2 separate regions of the Mus musculus genome follow, and region 1 is linked to region 2. Evidence: chromatin loops called from intact Hi-C (ENCODE). Cell type or tissue: heart. All regions are shown on one strand.

Region 1 (4,000 bases), 62 kb after region 2:
GCGCCTTCTCCATCACTGCCAGCTTTAATCCTAAGACCTTCCATTCTTTGTTTTCTTACAAAGGAAGCTATATTGCTACTCTGTTGTTAGGACTAGTCAAATTATATATCCCGTCAATCTTCCTGCATTTTCTTTATAAAGCACACAAAGGATCAAAATATATCCAGAACTGTACCCAACACACACTTGGGAGTGTCAGCTATTCAGAAAGTTGAGATAAGAGACTAGATTTTTTTAGTCCATTTAGGCATATCTGATCAATACAGTGAGGTAACTCTTTCACACAGGCAGAGAGAGAGAGAGAGAGAGAGAGAGAGAGAGAGAGAGAGAGAGAAAGAGAGAGAGAGAGAGGAGTCAACCCCCCACATCCATGGGTTTCACATCCTCACATTCAGCCAAAAGCAGATATAAAAATAGAGAAGATAAATTTGCATCTGTACTGAATGCTTTTCTTGCCATTACTCCCTATACAATATAGTACAGGAGCTATTTACATAGCATTTACATCGATGTACATATCACAAATAATCTAGAGATTGTTTAAACTTTACAGAAAGATGTACAAGGGTCATATGCAAATAGTATACCTCATTACGCAGGGGACTTGAGCATCATGCATTGCGGGACTTGTGCAAGGTCCTGCAAACAATCTCCAGGGACAGTAAAAATGACAATACTGTCTGTACTATATAGCACTGCTCCCAATATTAGAGTGAATCCTAAGATCTACACAACTGGAAGGCTATAGATTAGAAATCTATAATCTTGTAATGAGCCAGTGACTCATCTGAGTGACTTGTTAGCCAAATTTCATTCCGGCTGAACCGTGAAGTTGGTGGGAGAGGCCAGGCATTCTATTGGAAAGAGGACACTTCAGTTGCCGGATGGTACCTCAGAGTCGTGATAGGGCAAAAATCCAGTTTGTGCAGGTGTTCCACGTCCCCTGAGAGAGAAAAGAGGCCAAATCAGTCAGAGCGGTCCACACTTGCAACATCCTAAGACTCCAGATTATCTGTTTTACCCCGCCCCAACCTCAGCTCTTGCCTGCGACAACTTTAAAAAATGTTTCTGTTGCACTCAAAGACATCCCCATTTCACTTCGCTATCGTAGACTAAATATGCGGCACTGCTGCCTACTTGCTTATAAATATGCGTAAATATTTTAAGCTAAACTTCCTCTACTGCTCTAATTCCTCCTAGCCTCATCTCTCAAGCCTTCATTGGCTCCTTCCATTTTTAAAACTTCTCATCTTCATATCACTGTGTTAGCCCGGTCCACATTCACAGCCTCTCAGAATCTTCGGGGGTGGGGGGGGGGAAGTCCCGTTCGTTCCCCAGATTTATCCTTTTATGCCAGTTAGCTCGCGTGCCACACAACGAAATCGCAACATCTTTTAAAAACCGCGAGGGGTTCTCTTCCCACTCTGACTCTTGGATTCGCGGAGACCTCATGACCCATACGAGAACAGAAGAATGGGGGGGGCGAGTTACAGTCAAGTGGAATTTTGACCGAAAAATCCCTAAGGACGTGCCGCAGTGGGCGTGAATCCCCGGCTCCGACCTGACTGACATCCCTCGGGGGCCGACGGGGCCACCTGTGACCAAGCAGGAAGTTCTGAACGGTTTGCGCGCCAAAAAGCCCAGCGCATGCGCACACAGCCACGGGCGGGGCGGGGGCGGAGTCCCGGCTGGCACAGGATCTCGCGTTGTCTGGGGAAAGAGGCACAGAGGTCTTTACGGTGGCGTTGTGGGAACCGCCCACCACCTCTCCTTTAAATCTTCTTTCTTTCTTCTTTTTTTTCTCTGTCTTTTCTCTGTCCTCTCAGCCTCAGTGTAGACAGTGAGCGAAAGAGCTCAAGGCCGGCAGCTCTGTGGAAGAGTTATGGCTGCCATGGTCGCGCAGCCGGTGCCTCAGAGTGAGAGTAGCAGAAGCCACACCGTCGATCGTCTTAAGATGCTAGGGTTTGCTTTGGCCTTCCCCCTTTTTTATGATGCTATGCAAACCAAAAAACAAAAAACAAAACAAAAAAAAAATCACCTTGGCGCACGGCGCCTGCGCAGTGCTTGTTTACCGCGGGCCGAGCGCAGGCCCCTTCCCTCCGCCCAGATCCTGCGCCTGCGCCTGCGCGGCTGACGTGGATTTCTCCGGGAAAACCGCGCCTCCTAGTCCCGGGACTAGGGAGCGAGCAGCCGAGTGTGCCGTGGGAATCTCGGAGCCCTGAAATGAGAACCACAACGCCCAGAGTCGGTGTCGCGGCAGGATCGTGAGCACAGATGACCCAGGTGCTGTGCACGCCACCGTCGCTGAAGTGAGCAGCGGAGCGTGAGAGCGAAGACCGGCGGCGCTGACGCCTCAAAGGATGGACTTTGTTTAGCAAAGATGCAAATAAGCCTGACCCTAAGGCCGCCGGAGTTCGAGCAATTCCTGACTGGGCTAAGACTGTTCTTGAAGGCGACTCAGAAAGGCGGCCATGCAAATTTTGAAACTAGAAAGAGCTGACACTAGAAGCAGTAGCCCTTTAAAGCAGAAGCCAGTTAGTTCATAAGAGTCTGAATGTCCCTTCAAAGTCCGCTCTAAATAGACTCAGACAGTGCTCATAAAATATTATCTGATAAGCATAGATTATTTTAGATATGGTTATCCATTTGCAAGTAGAGGCAAACTGATTTGTGAAGGAATTTCTATTGATAGATTCCAGTACGTTCAAAAAAAATTAATAACTGGCAACTTAGCTAAGCCTGAGCATTTTTCTAGTTTTCAAAACAATGGAATTTATTTGGCAATTTTATTAGACCCTATTTTTTGACCGGTGAGATTGAAGTCTTTAGATTTGTAACATTTTTCTACCAGAAAAAGTGAGATTTTAACCAGTAAGAAGGGGGAAATGTATGTATGTGAACAGAAGAGGTCAGAACTTGAAGACTTGTCATGCTTCCAACATTTGTCTCAAGAGAAGCTATCATCTCACCTCGGATTTTTTTTTTTATGTTCAATATAATAGTAAAATTTAGCATACTTTGAACATTTTTTTTCCTATACAATCTGGGTATGGTGGTACATTGAAGAAGAAAAAAAATGGGGTTTGTAGATCAGTTGGTAGGCTCCTTGCCTAAAAGCCACGGATTTATGCAGAACTGAGTAAAATGGGACTTGGTGGTAGACCTATAGAGGCAGGATCAGAAGTTCAGGGCAATCCCCACGTATGGAGTCATAAACCAGCCTGGGCTACATGAAACGCTGTTTTAAACAAAGAAACAGGTTCTCTATTATAGATAAGAACAATAGCTTACTTGAGGTAGAATGATAACCAGTTTTCCACACCTATATTGACCTGACATTTCCTTCATAAGAGAGAAAATACAGAGAGGGTGAATGAATTTCTTGTTCATATTTATGACTAGACTAACTCAAAAAGGGCTTCCTTTGTTAAGACTGACATCTGTCCTCAAAGAAGCTATCACTGCAGATTGTAGCGGTTGGTTGTTTTTTGAGAGAGGGTCTTGCTATGTAATGGAGAATGGCTTCAAATTTGGAATCCTCTTGTCTCATTCTCCCAAGTGCGGGGACTACAGAGGTACGCCACCTTAGCCACCCTAAAGGATTGCATTGAACAGTATAATCTGGCTCTAATGGAAAGTCTGTATGGGAGTTAGATGAAGAGTCCATCGGGGCTGCAGAGATGGCTCAGCGATGAAAAGCAGTCGCTGCTCTTGAAGACAACTGGAGTCCAATTCCTACTGCCCACATGGCAGCTCATAAACTCTGAGAACTCCAACTCCAGGGGATCCAGTACCCTTTCCTGCCCAGCGTGGGAACCACACGTGATGCATGTAAATGCACACAGCAAACAATTTTTTTGTCTTTTTTTTTTTTTTCTTCAAGAGATAAAAGTCTGACCTTCATCTTCAAAGCTAGTTTCTGGGAGGCTTAGGAGTTTCAGGTGTTCAAAGCCAGCCTAAGGAGTGCAGGAAAACATTGTCTCAAACAACCTGGCAATGG
Region 2 (4,000 bases):
TTGCCCCTTAGCCATCCACTGCCACATTGGAGCCACCCTACTAGGAGTCTCACATAAGCCAGCAATCTGCTCCTGTTCCTAGCCACCACCTCCTCCAACACTTTCCACAATACCAAGATGGAAAAGCCAGCACATCTGAACAAATGTCTGACAGGAGATGTTAGTGTGCCTGCTTGCCTGTCCTGTCCACAAACTTGTGCAGGCAATCTGTCCATGAGCTTGGGTACTCCACAGTTTATTTGGAAACCAGAGTCAGGTATGGTGGCATGTGCCTGAAACCCCAGCACTTGGGGTATAGACAAGAATATCAGGAGATCAGGGCCATCCCCAGCTATACCTGGAGGTCAAGGCTAGCCACATCTGTTTCATTCTTCCTCCCTCACCCCCTGCCCTGCAAAAGAAACCTAAGTGAAATCTTAGTTAAGATGTTTTGCTTTTTAAGGGATTTGAAAACATTCCCTTGTTTGTTCTTTAATTTATCAAGTGTTTGTTACCTAGAGTGTGCCAGTGGTAAATGGTAGAGATGGGAATGAGTAAGAACTTATAGCTATTTTAAAAGAACTTTGCTGTGGGTGAGGCAGACAGCTAGAAGAGTAACTAGAGCTGAGACGAGAAATGAAGGTGATGGTCAGGCATGATGGCTCACACCTGTGATCTCACGGCCCAGGCAGTCCATGCATGGTGGCACCAGCCTTCAATCTTAGGCAGAAGCAGGTAGATCTAGGTTGCAAGTTCCAGGCCAGCCATGGCTATGTACTGAGACCCTCTGTCAAATAAAATAAAGGATTTCAAGGTTATTGTCATTTTGAGGCTGGTCTGGGAACACATGAAACCCTTCTTAAATAGAAAACAAAAACAAAACAAAACAAAAAACCCACACCCATGCGTACCAGGAACAGTTTCAGAAGAGTGATAGGGCAGAAGCCAAACCATGTCCAACTGTGGAAGACATAGATAGCAGAGAAGCACACGCAGTCAGTATAGACCATGAGACCGAGACAGGCATTGCTAAGGTCCACACAGAGTTATCTGTACCGTGCTACTCAGCTCCAGGGTCAAACAGAATCATGGTGTGTGGCCCCAAGGTAGACCTTGGTGAAAATGGGAATGTGGGCATTATTGCTGGGTTTTAGAGATGCCTGCCTGCATTTTTTTCTTTATCCTGACAGGAGAGACTTAACAGAAAGGTTAGCAGCAGGAAGACATGGTTACACTCTCTTGCTTTCTGAAACTCTGGTTAAAAAAAAAAAGTCCCGAGCCACACAGTAGGGAAGTCCCTCAGAGCCCAGAGAGACACTCTCCTGCCATTTCTTTTCTTTAAGGTGGGGAAGGGCAGTGGCTAGGACATAGCTGTATTTTATCCAGTAGGCAGTGTGCCACGTTGCTTTGCGGCAGCACTTCGTAAAGTGGAATATAACAACTGGATCGTTAATGAGTTGTCTTAAAAACGAGCATTATTAGCCAGAGATGTAATTCTAGCATTTGAGAAGCCAAGGCACAAGAATGTTGTGAGTTCAAGGCTATTCTAGAATCCATAGTGAATTTAGGTCAGCTTGAACAATTTCAAACAAAAACCCCAAACCGCTAGAGCATTTAAATGTAAATGCATGTATAAAAGATGGCAAAATAGTGTTTTACAGTATTTAGTCAAAGTGGATATTGAGTATATTTCTGCCTCTTCCTGCAAGCCACCTGAAGTGACCTGTGAAAATGGTTCACTGTTCTCTTTACCCAGACACCTTAAAAAATTATGGAAACCAGGAGGCTCAAATCAACCAGGGGCTGGAGAGATGGTTCAACTTGTTAAGAGCACCTGAGTTCAATTACCAACACCCACAGGGTGACTTATAGACTTATAACCATCTAAACTCTAGTTCCAGGGAATCCAATGCCACTTCTGGCCTCCAAGGATATCAGCCACTCATGTGGTACACAGACTTAGATGCAGGTAAAACATCCATAAGAATAAAAAAATAGAGAAAACAATTTTTTTTTAATTGAGGAGCATTTTAACTTTTTTTTTTTTTTAATTTTAAGTCTTCGTGTTCACTTTAAGATCACCTGTGTAACTGCCCAGGGCATCAGAGATGTACTTAACTGAAAAACTACCCAGTGCCTGAAAGATGGCACTTTAAAGAAGCAGTGTCCGTATAATAGTACAGCTGGTAGTTATGCCAGGCCAGACACTAAGACTGCACACAGGGTCAGTGGCCCAAGAAGAGTGCTGATTTTTTTACTGCACATGGTTAAAAGTTCAGAGAGTAATGCTGAACTTGAGGGCTTAGGTGTAGGTTGTCTCATCACTGAGCATCCAGGATGCATCTTTAAACCCATCCTGCCTCATGGAGATGATCCTCACTGAAAATGAACAAGTTGTTCCCAAGCCAGAAGAGGAGGCTAGGGAGAAGAAAAGATATTCCAGAAGCAACCAAAGCAACAAAAACTTCCAGCATGGGAACATATCCAACATAAAAATATGGAAACACAAATTGTTTTTGTTTCTTAAGGAATGGATTTCCCTCTTACCTGAAAACAATGAGGACAGGGGTGTCCATGTGAAGGGATGCGGCTTCATGAGATAGCACAGAGGACTCCTCACTCAAGGCTCAGCTTACAAACAGTGGTTTCTCCTGCACATCCTGCTTAACCAAGAAAAAAGTGTATTCTCTTTTCTCAAAAGACTGAAGGTACATACTCTAAGAGTCTTTGGAAGAGGATGAGGGTCCCTGATTTTGAGAAACCCAGTAAGTTCCTAAAGAACACACAACTACAGTCATGTGCCTGCTTGCTGCAGAAGTTACAGCTGCTCACTGAAGCCTGAGCTGTCCAAGATATCATCATCAGGTCTTGCTTGAAGACTGGTTTCTTTCCGTCTCCCTTGGATGAATCTTAATTCTGGGCTTTTTAAATCTCCTGATTAGATCATTTAGGATTCTCTTGGTCATAACACTCTCATATGTTTCTTGTTCTTTGTGGCAAATTAGTGGATGAGGGCTTTGTGCATGCTAACCAGGTGCTCTTCTGAGCGGTGTCCTCAGCCTATGTGAGTTTTTTCTCCCTGCAGTATATCAAAGGATTACCTTGAACTCCTGAGACCTGTATTCTACATAAGCTTCCAGGTGCCATATTGATGCTTCCCTTTCTACTGGTCCTCTCACTTTCAAAGGCATTACATTTGTGTAGAAGGAGGTGCACATATGCCACTTCACACATGTAGAGGAAAGGTCAAACGACAAATTGTGGGAAGTTCTCTCTTTCCTCCAAATGCGTTCCAAGGATTGAACTCAAGTCCCCTGACTGGGGAGCCGTGCAGTCTGCCCCCATGTTGTTGTTTTAAATAAAAGCTTTATTGAAAGATAATTCATACATCATATATTCACGTCACATATAAATTATGTGATTTGCTTTTTAGTATGTTCATAGGGTTATGTGACAATCACCACTAATTTCATTATATTTCTGTCTTATGAACGAGCTAAAGCATCCATACAATGCAGTGTTAGACAGTATAAAGAAAACATACTAAGGTACGAAAGGCTCCATAGAGTGACTTAAGGCTCCTGGAGCCTTAAATGTGAATTATTGAGCAAAAGAAGTCAGTTTGAAAAGGATGCATATGTATACTACTAACTGTATGACAATCTGGAAAAAAGAAAAAGTTGGAAACAGAGAAGCCATCAGTGATACCAGGGCTTCAGAGGAGAAAAGAGTAGGTGGAGCACAGAGGATCTTGAGGGAGGAACTTGTCCGTGTGATACTGCATTATCAGGCAGTGGTGGTGTGCTTTTGTCAAAACACACACGGACACTAGTGTGAACTCAGTTCAGCATTAGCTTACCGGTGTTAACCAGTGTCCCATCCTATTGCATGATGCTATGAGTGCCTTTGCCCCCCTGTAATTGGGTTGTCTTTTCATTATTGACTTTGGAGAATTCTTCAGTGTGCTGGGTACAAGTCCTTTACCTTAAATGTGACTTGAATATTTTCAACTCTAATGTGA

What was found. Peaks named below come from ENCODE experiments on the same cell type or tissue, not always from the same donor. Only the 100,000 strongest peaks of a DNase experiment are listed, where the experiment ranks them.
Region 1: a loop joins it to region 2, with 9 times the contacts of the local background. A loop is called at or near these places in 1 of 42 quality-filtered maps.

Annotation. Positions count from the first base shown.
Region 1 is chr6:134,896,271-134,900,270 of GRCm38, forward strand. Gpr19 (G protein-coupled receptor 19) reads right to left here and starts at 1,924. Exons shown (of 4, transcript NM_001362050.1): 1 at 1,562-1,924; 2 at 892-943. It overlaps 2810454H06Rik (RIKEN cDNA 2810454H06 gene), which reads left to right and starts at 1,691. Exons shown (of 1, transcript NR_029441.1): 1 at 1,691-4,000. RefSeq lists a cis regulatory region at 1,336-1,871. In heart, a CTCF peak has its summit at 2,176; DNase peaks (open chromatin) are centred at 1,641 and 2,171; H3K4me3 peaks cover 2,202 bases; H3K27ac peaks cover 2,093 bases.
Region 2 is chr6:134,833,809-134,837,808 of GRCm38, forward strand. All of the region lies in intron 1 of Crebl2 (cAMP responsive element binding protein-like 2), which reads left to right. Among named protein-coding and RNA genes, the nearest start is that of Crebl2, 5.6 kb to the left of the region's middle. In heart, no CTCF peak of the experiment used is centred here; no DNase peak of the experiment used is centred here.